2 separate regions of the Homo sapiens genome follow, and region 1 is linked to region 2. A link is a loop called in an ENCODE intact Hi-C map of the cell type or tissue named here. Cell type or tissue: Calu3. All regions are shown on one strand. Links, peaks and the distances in the headings refer to the core of each region. The heading gives the core; the rest is flanking DNA.

Region 1 (5,904 bases), core at 667-5,666, 890 kb before region 2:
GTTAGATTGTAAATTTAAGATCTTTCTAACCTCTGGATATAGGCATTTACAGCTATAAACTTTCCTCTTAACACTGTTTTTGCTGCATCCTAGAGATTTTGGTATGTTGTGTTTCTGTTTTTATTTATTTCCATTAAAAAATCTGCTTTAATTTATTTTTTTACTTAGTAATTCAGAAACAAGTTGTCTAATTTCCACATAATTGTTTGGTTTTGAGAGATTTTCTTTGTATTGATTTCTATTTTTATGCCACAGTGGTCTGAGAGTATCATTGGTATGATGTTGCAGGAAGTCAGGGACCCCAGATGGAGGGACCGGCTGGAATCGCGGCAGAAGAACATAAATTGTGAAGATTTCATGGACATTTATCAGTTCCCAAAATTAATATTTTTATAATTTCTTACACCTGTCTTTACTGCAATTGCTGAACATAAATTGTGAAGATTTCATGGACATTTATCACTTTCCTAATAATACTTTTATAATTTCTTATGCCTGTCTCTACTTTAATCTCTTAACCCCGTTATCTTCATAAGCTGAGAATGTACGTCACCTAAGGACCACTATTGTACAAATTGATTGTAGAACACGTGTGTTTGAACAATATGAAATCAGTGCACCTTGAAAAAGAACAGAATAACAGCGATTTTCAGGGAACAAGGGAAGATAACCATAAGGTCTGATTGCCTGCAGGGTCAGGCAGAATAGAGCCATATTTTTCTTCTTGCAGAGAGCCTACAAATGGATGTGCAAGTAAGAGAGATATCACTGAATTCTTTTCCCAGCAAGGAATACCCTGGGGAAGGAATGCATTCCTGGGGGGAGGTCTATAAATGGCCGCTCTGGGAGTGTCTGTCTTATGCAGTTGAGATAAGTACTGAGATATGCTCTGGTCTCCTGCAGTCCCCTCAGGCTTACTAGAATTGGGAAATTCCACCCAGGTAAATTTTGGTCAGACTGTTCTCTGCTCTCAAACCCTCTTTTTTCTGTTAAGATGTTTATCAAGACAATATGTGCACAGTGGGACATAGACCCTCATCAGTAATTCTAATTTTGCCTTTGTCTTGTGATCTTTATTGCCCTTTGAAGTATGTGATCTTTGTGACCTAATCCCTTTTTGTACACCCCCTCCCCTTTTAAAATCCCTAATAAAAACTTGCTGGTTTTGTGGCTCAAGGGACATCACAGACCTACCAATATGTGATGTTACCCCAGGAGGCCCAGCTGTAAAATTCCTCTCTTCGTACTCTTTCTCTTTATTTCTCAGACTGGCTGACACTTAGGAAAAATAGAAAGAACCTACATTGAAATATTGGGGGCTGGTTCCCCCAATAGTATGACTTCAAATTTTTTTAATTTATTGAAACTTGCTTTATGGCCATGCATGTGGTCAGTCCTTGAATATGTCCTGTATGCAGATAAGAAGAATGTACACTCTGTGATTGATGAGTGGAGCAGTCTTTAGATGTCTAGTAGGTTCAATTGATTAAGTGTTAAATTTAAGTCCAAAATTTTTTGGTTCATTTTCTGCTTCAATTATCTAATACTGTCAGTGGGCTGTTGAAGTCCCCCTCAATTATTGTAAGGCTGTCTAAGTCTTATCATAGATCTAGAAGTACCTGTTTTCTGAATCTGTGTGCTCCAATGTTGGGTGCATATATATTTAGGATAGTTACATCTTCTTGTTTAATTGACCCCTTTATTATTATGTGATGCCCTTCTTTGTCCTTTATGACTATTGTTTGTTTAAGTCTATTTTATCTGATATAAGAACAGTAATCCTGCTCTTTTTTCTTTGTTTTGCATTTTCATGATAGATATTTCTCCACTCTTTTACTTTGAATCTATTAGTGTCATTACATATGAGACAGGTCTCTTAAAGTCAGTGGATTGATGAGCTTTTTTTTTTTTTTTCAACTTGCCACTCTGTGCCTTTTAGGTGTGGCATTTACACCATTTACCTTTTTACATTCAAGGTTAATATTGACAAGTGTGGTTTTGATCCTATTGTGGAGTTGTTAGCTGACTGCTTTGCAGTTTCTATTGTATAGTCGCTTTATAAGGACTGTAGACTGTGCATTTAAGTATGTTTTTGTTGTAACAGGTAACTTTCTTTAGTTTTCATGTTTAGAACTTTCTTGAAGCCTCTTGTAAGGCTGGTCTAGTGGTAATACATTCCCTTAGCAATTATTTGTCTGGAAAATGTTTTATTTCTCCTTTCTTATGAAGCTAAGATTGGCAGAATATATAATTCCAGGTTGGAAATTCTTTTCCTTAAGAATGCTGAAAATAGTACCCTACCCTTTTCTGGCTTGCAAGGTTTCTACTGAGAAGTCTGCTGTTAGCCTGATGGGTTCCCTTTGTATGTGGTCTGACTTTTTTCTCTGTCTACTATTACGATTTTTTATTTAATGTTGACATTGGACAGTCTGGTGACTTCATGCCTTGGTGATTTTCATTTTTTAAAAAATATCTCACAGGTACTCTCTGGATTTCTTGTACCTGGATATCTACCTCTCTAACAAGACCAGAAAAATTTTCTTATATTATTCTCTCAAATATATTTTCCAGATTGTTTACTTTTTCTCCTCTCTCAGGAATGCAAATAATTTGTAGACTTGGTCTCTTTACATGTCCAATATTTCTAGAAGACCTTGTTAATTAAAAATAAAATTTTGTGTACATTATTGTCTGGCTGGGTTAGTTCAAAAGACTTGTCTTCAAGCTTTGAAATTCTTTTGTCTGCTTTGTTTGTTCTATTGTTAAGGCTTTCAGTTATATTTTGGAATTCCTTAAGTGAATTTTTTAATTTCAGAAGCTCTAACTGATTTATTTTTAAAATGTTTTTCTCCTCCTTCATTTCCTAGATTGCCTTAGAAGTTTCTATGTGTTATTTTACACATTGTCCTGGATCCTATTGAGTTTCCTTGCAACCCATGCTTTGAAGAGCTAGTGTAATCCTTTGGTGATTTCAAAACATTCAGATTTTTAATGATGTCAAAATTTTTGTGCTGGTTCTTTCTTATCTGGAGATGCTAAAACTTCTAATTTTTGTGATTATTTTCATGCAGATAAAATTGTTTTCTTTTCTTTCCAAGTTTTAATATTATTATTTATTATATATTACTATTATTATTATTATTTTCTTCCCCTTCATCCCTGCGTATCCTATTAGAGAATGTCGGCTAGAGTATTTTGGTTTTGCTTCTACAGCTCTATTCATTTCTGTCAGCAGGCTTTTTATTGGCCTGCGCAGTTCAACCTACAGGCCAGTAGATGGCAATGATAGTTAAAGTCCAGCTGCTGCCAATGTGGATGGGTATATACTTCATCCTTGTTTACTGGGAGGTCTCTGTCACCACACTCAATGGGCTGATCCAGTGCATTGCATAGTTTGAGCTCTCTTCTCAACCCTGAGTGGTGGGGGTGGCAGGGGGCAAGATGGGTGGGGCTGTATCAGGGGAACCTGCCACCAATATTTCAACATAGGTTCTTTCTATTTTCCATAAGTGTCAGCTGGCTGAGAAATAAAGAGAAAGAGTACAAAGAGAGGAATTTTGCAGCTGGGCCTCTGGGGATGACATCACGTATCAGTAGGACCATGACACCCACCTGAGCCTCAAACCAGCAGTTTTTTATTAAGGGTTTCAAAAGGGGAGGGGGTGTAAGAACAGGGAGTAGATCAGATACTTCAAAGGGCAAAAAGGAGAACTACTGCCAAGGGTCCAACAAAGATCACACGACAAAGGGCAAAAGCAGAACTACTGATAAGGGTCTACTTTCAGTGGTGCACTTATTGTCTTGATAAACATCTTAAACAACAGAAAACAGGGTTCAAGAGCAGAGAACTGGTCTTACCACAAATTTACCAGGGCGGAGTTTTTCCCCACCCTAATAAGTCTGAGGGTACTTCAGGAGACCAGGCATATCTCAGTCCTTATCTCAACCACATAAGACAGACATTCCCAGAGAGGCCGTTTATAGACCTCCCCCCGGGCATGCATTCTTTTCTCAGGGTATTAATATTAATATTCCTTGCTAGGAAAAGAATTTAGCGATATCTCACCTACTTGCACTTCCATTTATAGGCTCTCTGCAGAAAGAAAAATATAACTCTTTTTGCCCGACCCTGCAGGTAGTCGACCTTATGACTGTCTTCCCTTGTTCCCTAAAAATCGTTGTTATTCTGTTCTTTTTCAAGGTGCACTCATTTCATATTGTTCAAACACACATGTTTTACAAACAATTTGTAAGTCAACAGAATTATCACAGTGGTCCTGAGGTGATGTACATCCTCAGCTTACAAAGATAACAGGATTAAAAGATTAAAGTAAGACAGGCATAAGAAATTATAAAAGTATTATTTGGGAACTGATAAATGTCCATGAAATCTTCACAATTTATGTTCCTCTGCTGTGGCTCCAGCCGGTCCCTCCATTTGGGGTCCCTGACTTCCCACAACAGGGCTGGACCAGATAATCCTGCCTACAAGTCACCCAACGGCAGTCACAAAAAACAGCACTGAAGAGTGTCTGGTAGGTGGCCACCAAGCCCCTAGCGATGTGCCTAGGCATGGATTTGGGGAACCTCCTCAGGCCCAAGTTCTCTGCATGGTGCAGGGAGGCCACTGAAACTCCTAATCCAAGAGAATAGGTGCTACAAATCCCCGAGATCTGCCTGGGCATGAAGTTTAGGGGGCCCCAATCACCATAATCTGCACAAGAAGGGTGGGGCAGCTCAGGCTGCTGATTCAGGTTAGGAAGTGCTCCAACTGCCTGAGATCTGCCTGGTCATGGAGTGGAGAAGACTCCACTATACCATGATCTATGCACAGGAAAGGTAGGATGGCTCAGGCTACTGATCCAGGTAAGGATGTGCTCTGACTGCCTGAAGATCAGCCTGAGGGGAAGTGGAGAGGGTGCCTCTGCACCATGATCTATGCACAAGGAGGATAGAGTGACTCAGGCTGCTAACTCATATGAGTGGGCACTCTGGATGCCTAAAGATCTACCTGGGAGTAGACTGGAGAAGGGAGGGTCCTGCTGTGCCAAGATCTCAGTGGAGCAGACTGGGATACCCAACAACGTCACACACAGACCAGTTCCAGGTCTCCAAGCTGCCTCTGGCTGCAAGTTTTATCACCCTGGAAAAACTATGGTTGCAGCAGCTCTCCTCCCACTCCAGACCTGCCACAGAGGAAAGTACAGTTCCAGTGTCACACTTGCCACTCAATTCTGACTGCAGAGGTCCCTACCTGACTCCAGAGTGAGTACAGCAATCTCTGGACTACAATGCCTGCAGAGCCACACTGCCAGATCACCAAAGAATAACTGACTTTTCATGAACCTGGATTAAAAATGGCAGCCTGATCTCCATCCGAAGTTGGGGAAAATGCCTGCAGTTTTTCCCAGTGTCATTCCCTCTTAGTGTCTCCAAGCCTCTTCCCAAGTTAGCTCTAAGGCTTGGGAGACACTAAGTGCTTTCCCTTGGTCTTGGTTGCATGAATCCCCACTGGAAATGTAAGTCACAGAGATAGACACTGCCCCTCTCTCATCTGGGAACTTCACTCACTTTTATAAGCAAAATGCCATCACTGGGGCTGGTTACCCACCTTTTCCTTCTTGGGATTTGGGGTTAAACATATTTTTAAAACATTGTTTTCTATAATGTGCATGGTTCCCACACCCTCTTACATTGCTCCACTTGGTCTTTGACAAGTTTATTTCCCACAGCATTAAATCTTTAGCTTTCTAAAAATTCAGTTTTGACTTCCACTATTTTCCACATAGTTTCGCTGACAATTCATTCATTTTTTAGTAGCCATATGGTGATTTTTTCAATACTTTTATTTTAATTCCAGATTTTCTATGCTCATAATCCATGTGTAACTGCTGATTTTAAGAA
Region 2 (5,904 bases), core at 621-5,620:
AAAAGATTGATTTTAAACAATTGACTTAATTGATTGGCAAGTCTTGAATTTGAAGAGCATGCCGGCAGACTGGAGACCCAGGGAAGTGTGATCTTGAAGTTTGAAACCAAAATCAATCAGAAGGCAGAATTCCCTCTTCATCTAGAAAACTGGCTTTTTTTCTCTTAAAATCTTCAATTAATTAGACAATGCTTCACACATTATAGAATGAAACCTGCTTAACTAAAAATCTATTGCTTAACTAAAAATCTGTTGATTTAAATGGTCTTCTCTAAAAGATATTACAATGACATCTAGAATAGCATTCGATCAATTATTTGAGTGACCACAGCCTAGCCAAGATGATGTGTAACATTAACCGCCATGTTCAGTATTACTGTATTTTAACTGGGATTATTGTTTATACCTAGAATATGGATTGAAAACCAAATTCCCACACCTATAACTTGTTTTTAATTATGATAAAGAGGAAGGTATCACTAGATTAAGAGTAATTTCAGAGACATCTGTGAAAATTTCCTACCAATTAAATACGCCAATGGACAGTCAAGAGACCCATAGCCATCTGTTATTTTGCCTGAACAGTGTGTAAGACAATATGAAGACTTTTAGATAAAACATGCATTCCTTAATTTGGCCAAGACCTCCATCTCCTGTCTCTTATGTTTACACCAATCTCAATTCACCCAATCCCAGGAAGAAATCTTATTTAAAGTGAGGCTTGCTGGAGTGTTAGAATTTGCAGGAGTAGTTCAGAAAGAAATGTGATTTCAAAGGAACTGATTTAGAAATAGCATATGGGTTTTTAGGGCAATAATTTATTTATTATCCTTCTTGTGAAGAAATGATCAAATATCTGTAATATTTTTCTTGTGTTCTAAGAACTGTAATATTTTAGAAAAGATAAAAATGTACTGCATCGCATGCAAAATGTAATAAAATTAATGGTTTATTGTATATCAAGTTAAAAGGAAAAGCATTTATAGGAAAGTTAATATTTTACTTTATTACTTCTTTTGGGGCCATAACAAAAATGTACCATTGTGTTTTTACATAATATAGAAGTGCAGACATAAATATTTTTGTAAAGTACTCTAAGAAAAAACTTTTATTTTGTCCTGATTTTATAAATAGCTGCAAAACAGAAGGAAAAAAATTCCTTTCTTACCAGAGCTTTTTGCCCATTCACAACAGATGTTGTTTCCACAAATTAGTTTATAATTTCTTTCATAACTCAGAGAGAACAACCCTTCAATTTATAGTCAGGAATAGATAGAGTGCTGCATATAATTCTGGTAATTATGTAACAAAACTGCACTTTGCTATTTGAAAACCTTGGCCATCAATCATTCAGTTTAGTGTTGGGTTAACTTAATCTTCTGTTGCACCAGCTGTGCAAGGCTCAGCCACAAACACAGCGGATTTGCCAGACTTCTACTGAGTAAAGTGTAAATTATCAACGTGTAAGATAATAGGTAACTAGACACCTAGCCATCTAGTTAAATAGAATTGAACTGCAGTATATGCAACGACTGCAAAACTTTTTGGGGATTTGGGGGGTGGGAAGGCATATATAATTTTTTACCACATATCACATCAATATAGTTGTTGCTTAATTTTTTAAAACTGTGTTTTTTTTTTCTAAACATGACTCATGGCTCAAAATATTTTCATTTACGCCATAACTTAGAGTCTTGGGTTGAGATAACTTTATTTTAGATACCATTGTTCAGAACAAAAGAGTTGTAATTTATAAACAGTATGTAACTTATAAACAGTGTGTGGGAGAGGTTAGAAATTAGGATACTTTGTCCAGAAAAGCCGCAACTCCTAAATTAAGAGCCGATGCTCACTAGGTTTTTTTAATTTATGTAGTATTGTGCTCATTTTATATCCTATAGACATGAAATAAAATTTCATTAAAAGTAATTAAGCTGAATGTACTAGAGAACCATTACTCATCTTAAAATTAATGTTGGTTAATAATTTACATTTTTCATAGTATTTTCTATTCATTAATTTATTTGAAACTTGAAATATTTTGAAAAATAATTTATGCAAGATTACTTATCCATATTACAGAAGATATTAAATTTCAGAGTAGTAAAATGACAGTTCAAATCTCACAGTATGCAGGAGGGAAAGGCCAAAATACAAGTCAATTCTACAATCTTGGCAATTTCCATTCGATGACCACATAAGAATATATATCTTTGTTATTTATAATACACATAAATTTATTACATTTAAAACATAAAAAGTATTATATTTTTATAAAGTATAAAAATATACTTTTTAAAAAGCACAAAAATATACTTTTTATATTTTATGTATATTTTTAAGTGAACTTGCCATATTGGAGGTTATATGTTCCATGCCCTAATTTAATTAATCTAATTTGTGTGAAGTCAGGATTCAAAAATACATCTGGATATTGAGAAGGAAACAGGACTTTTTGAGATATATAAAATATTGATTTAAACTTGGCATGCTGAATGCTAACATTTTAAAATTAAATTGTAAAATTATTAAAATCATTAACACATTAGACATTAGCTGGAGAAAGCAAAGAAATGCCAGAACTTGCAGGCAGGCATGATGTCTCCACTTAGAAAGTGAAGACAGAAGCTCAAGTGTTACAAAGTCTAGGTTTCAGATTTTGGTGGTACTAATAGTTGGTATTGAAAAAGAGGTATAAAAAGGAGGCTCTACATTCAGTCATGATAATAGGATACATCTGTTCACATTTCCCTGTACTTTTACATAATTCTCATATGGATCAGTGCCACCAACAGGGAAATGACTCGCATAGCAGGACAGAGACTTTGCTACAGTAGATACTATCCCACGTTTAGGGCAGAAAAAAGGCACAGACACAAGATAATTAAGATATGACTTACGATTTTGAGGGGACTCTCCTGTGATTATCTTCCCACAGAAATATCAATTTGAACAACTATCCACAGCCTAAATTACCTTCACAAGCATTCAGAAAACCAAGTGAGAGATCACAAAACCTAGCTGCAGCACAGTAAAAAAAAAAAAAAAATACATTGAAAGGAGTAGGAAAGACAGACTTATATTACCTGCATTACCTCTTCCTCAGGCACATTCAGTACAAAGTGGTGAGTAATAGCTTCCACTTGAGGGAAAGAGGGAAATGAACACAGTACTTTGCCTTAGAACCCAACACTGGATCAACACAGTAAAATCCAGTATTGCAAAGATCCCTATGCCCACATATTTCAGGACAGTATCTATGGACAAAACCTCTAGACCTGCCCTGGTACCAGACAGAACCACACAGCCCAAGGCTTCAGTCTTGTATGATAGTCTCAATATCCAGGCTGCATTTCAGGTGGGCTGATTTCAGTGGTCCTGGGCTCCAGAGAACCCTCAGTGGTAGGCAGCTCTCAGTAGCCCTAGGCTTCTGGCACAAGTGCTCTATTAGCTGCATCTGCCCCAGGTTTCTGGCACACCCTAGTGGCATGGCTGCTGTAATGGGTACCAGGCTTGTTGCAGCATCAGGCCATACACAGCTGCCCCACACTTCTGACACTTCTTAGTGCCATACCTGCTCCAGGGCTTTCCCAGACAAAGCCCGTCTGTGAAGACTGGAATAGCACCTACTTCATTACGTGTGTAGACATCTGCATATAATCACAAGGACCAAGAATAATCAGAAAAACATGACATCACCAAATGGACAAAATAAGGTAACAGTGTCTATCTCCAAAAAAATGGAGATCTATGAATTGACTGACAAATAATTCAAAACAACTGTTTTAAGGAAGCTCGGTGAACTTCAATAAAATATAGAGAAATAATTCAATAAAATGAGAAAAACAGTACGTTAACAGAACAAAAAATTTAATAGAGAGATTGAAATAATAATTCTAAAAAATGAAACAGAAATCAGAGCTGAGAAATACAATGAACAAAATGAGAAATGCAACAGAATGCATCAACAACAGCACGTGGACTGAGCAGAAAAATCTGTCAACTCAAAAAGGGGATTTTAAAATATACCTTCAGAGGGAAAAAAAGGAAGGGAATAAATAGGAATGAAGAAAGATTATGGAATTAATGGTATAGCATAGCATCAAAAGAGCAAATATTTGAGTAATAGTTAAAGAAGTGGAAGACAAAGATAAAGATATAAAAGCTTATTAAAGTAAATAGCAGCAGAAAACTTTTCAGACTTAGGGAAAGATATACATATCCATGTACAGGAAGGTTAGATGTTTTTAATCAGATTCAATTCAAATAATACTATCCCAAGACGTTTTATGATAAAACTGTTAAAAATCAGGGACAAAGAGAGGATCCTGAAAGCAGCAAGAAAATAAGATGCAAATAACATATAAGGGAATTCAAATATGACTAGCAGCAGACTTCTCAGCAGAAATCTTAGAGGACAGGGGAAAGTGATATTTGATGAAGAAAAATAAAAAGCATATGACAACCAATAATATTATACTCTGCAAATCTGTCCTTCAGAAATAAAAGACAAAAAAAAAAAGATTTTCCCAGGAGAATAAGTTCAGGGGGACCATTACCTGTTTTACAAGAAATGCTGAAAGGAGTTCTTCAAGCTGAAAGAAAAACATGCTAATGCATAACAAAAAAATCTGAAAGTATAAAACTCACTGGTAAAAGTACACAGTTAAATTCAGAATACTTTAACACTACAATGCTGTTATATAAATCACTTATAACTTTAACCTGAGGGTTAAATACAAAACTATCAAAAAATTCCTACAATAATTTGTTAAGAGATATGCAATGTAAAAAGATACAAATTGTGACATCAAAAATTCAACATGATGGTGACAGGGAAGTAAAAGTGTCAATTTTTATGTGATCAAAATTAAGTTGTTATCAGTTTAACAACTTGTTATAACAAGGAAATTTTTTGTAAGCCTCATTTTATCCACAAGGCAAAAACCTATGATAGATACACAACAAAGTAAAAAAAGAAAGAATCGAAACATAACACTAAAGAAAAATCACCTAGCCACAAGGAAGACAGTAAGAAAAAAAAGCAAATAAATAATGTATAAAACAACTAGAAAACAGTTAACAAAATAACAGTTGTAAGTCTTTATCTATCAATAATTACTTTGAATGTAAATGGGATAAATTATCCAATCAAAAAACAGTGGCTGAATGGATAAAAAATTAGCTGCAAACTATGTGCTGCTTACAAGAGATTCACTTAACCTGTAAGGATACATATAGACTAAAAGTGAAGGGATGGAACAAAAGACTTCGTGCTAATGGAAAACAAAAGTGAGCAGTAATAGCTATACTTAAATAAAATAAACTTTAAGTCAAAAGCTGTGAAAAGAGATAAAGTTATTTTATAATAACAATGGAGTCAATTTAGAAAAAGGATGTAATTGTAAATATACACACCCAACATAAGTGTATCTAAATATGTAAAGCATGTATTAATAGATCTGAAGGGAGAGGTCAATTGAAATACAATAATAGTGAGGAACTTCAATATTCTACTTTTCAGCAGTGGACAAAACATCCAGACAGAAAATCAATATGGAAACATGGAATTTAATCTACATTCTAGAGCAAAAGGAACTAACAGACCTGTACAGAACATCGCATATACCACATGCAGAATACACACTCTACTCAAAAATCAATAGAGGTAAGTGACACTGGTAAACTAAGAACAATATAGGACCCTGAGGAGAGGAAGTCAGGCATTTCAAGTAAACAATGCTCCTTTGAGTTTTGGAGAGGTGACATGTGTCCACTCTCAACTAATGTCAACCAAACTAAACTGGCAGCTTAGTGCAAGTTTAGGTATCTAATTTCAAACTTAAAACACTAAAGACTTGAGAATTCATGGAACAATATCTTTTGAAATTTGACATTTGGTCA

Evidence for each region. Peaks named below come from ENCODE experiments on the same cell type or tissue, not always from the same donor. Only the 100,000 strongest peaks of a DNase experiment are listed, where the experiment ranks them.
Region 1: a loop joins it to region 2, with 19 times the contacts of the local background. A loop is called at or near these places in 1 of 110 quality-filtered maps.

The regions. Positions count from the first base shown.
Region 1 is chr3:94,859,613-94,865,516 of GRCh38, forward strand. No RefSeq gene overlaps it. Among named protein-coding and RNA genes, the nearest start is that of LINC00879, 76 kb to the right of the region's middle. In Calu3, for the core only: a CTCF peak has its summit at 3,280 (motif pointing right); no DNase peak of the experiment used is centred there.
Region 2 is chr3:95,748,923-95,754,826 of GRCh38, forward strand. No RefSeq gene overlaps it. Among named protein-coding and RNA genes, the nearest start is that of MIR8060, 610 kb to the right of the region's middle. In Calu3, for the core only: no CTCF peak of the experiment used is centred there; a DNase peak (open chromatin) is centred at 3,469.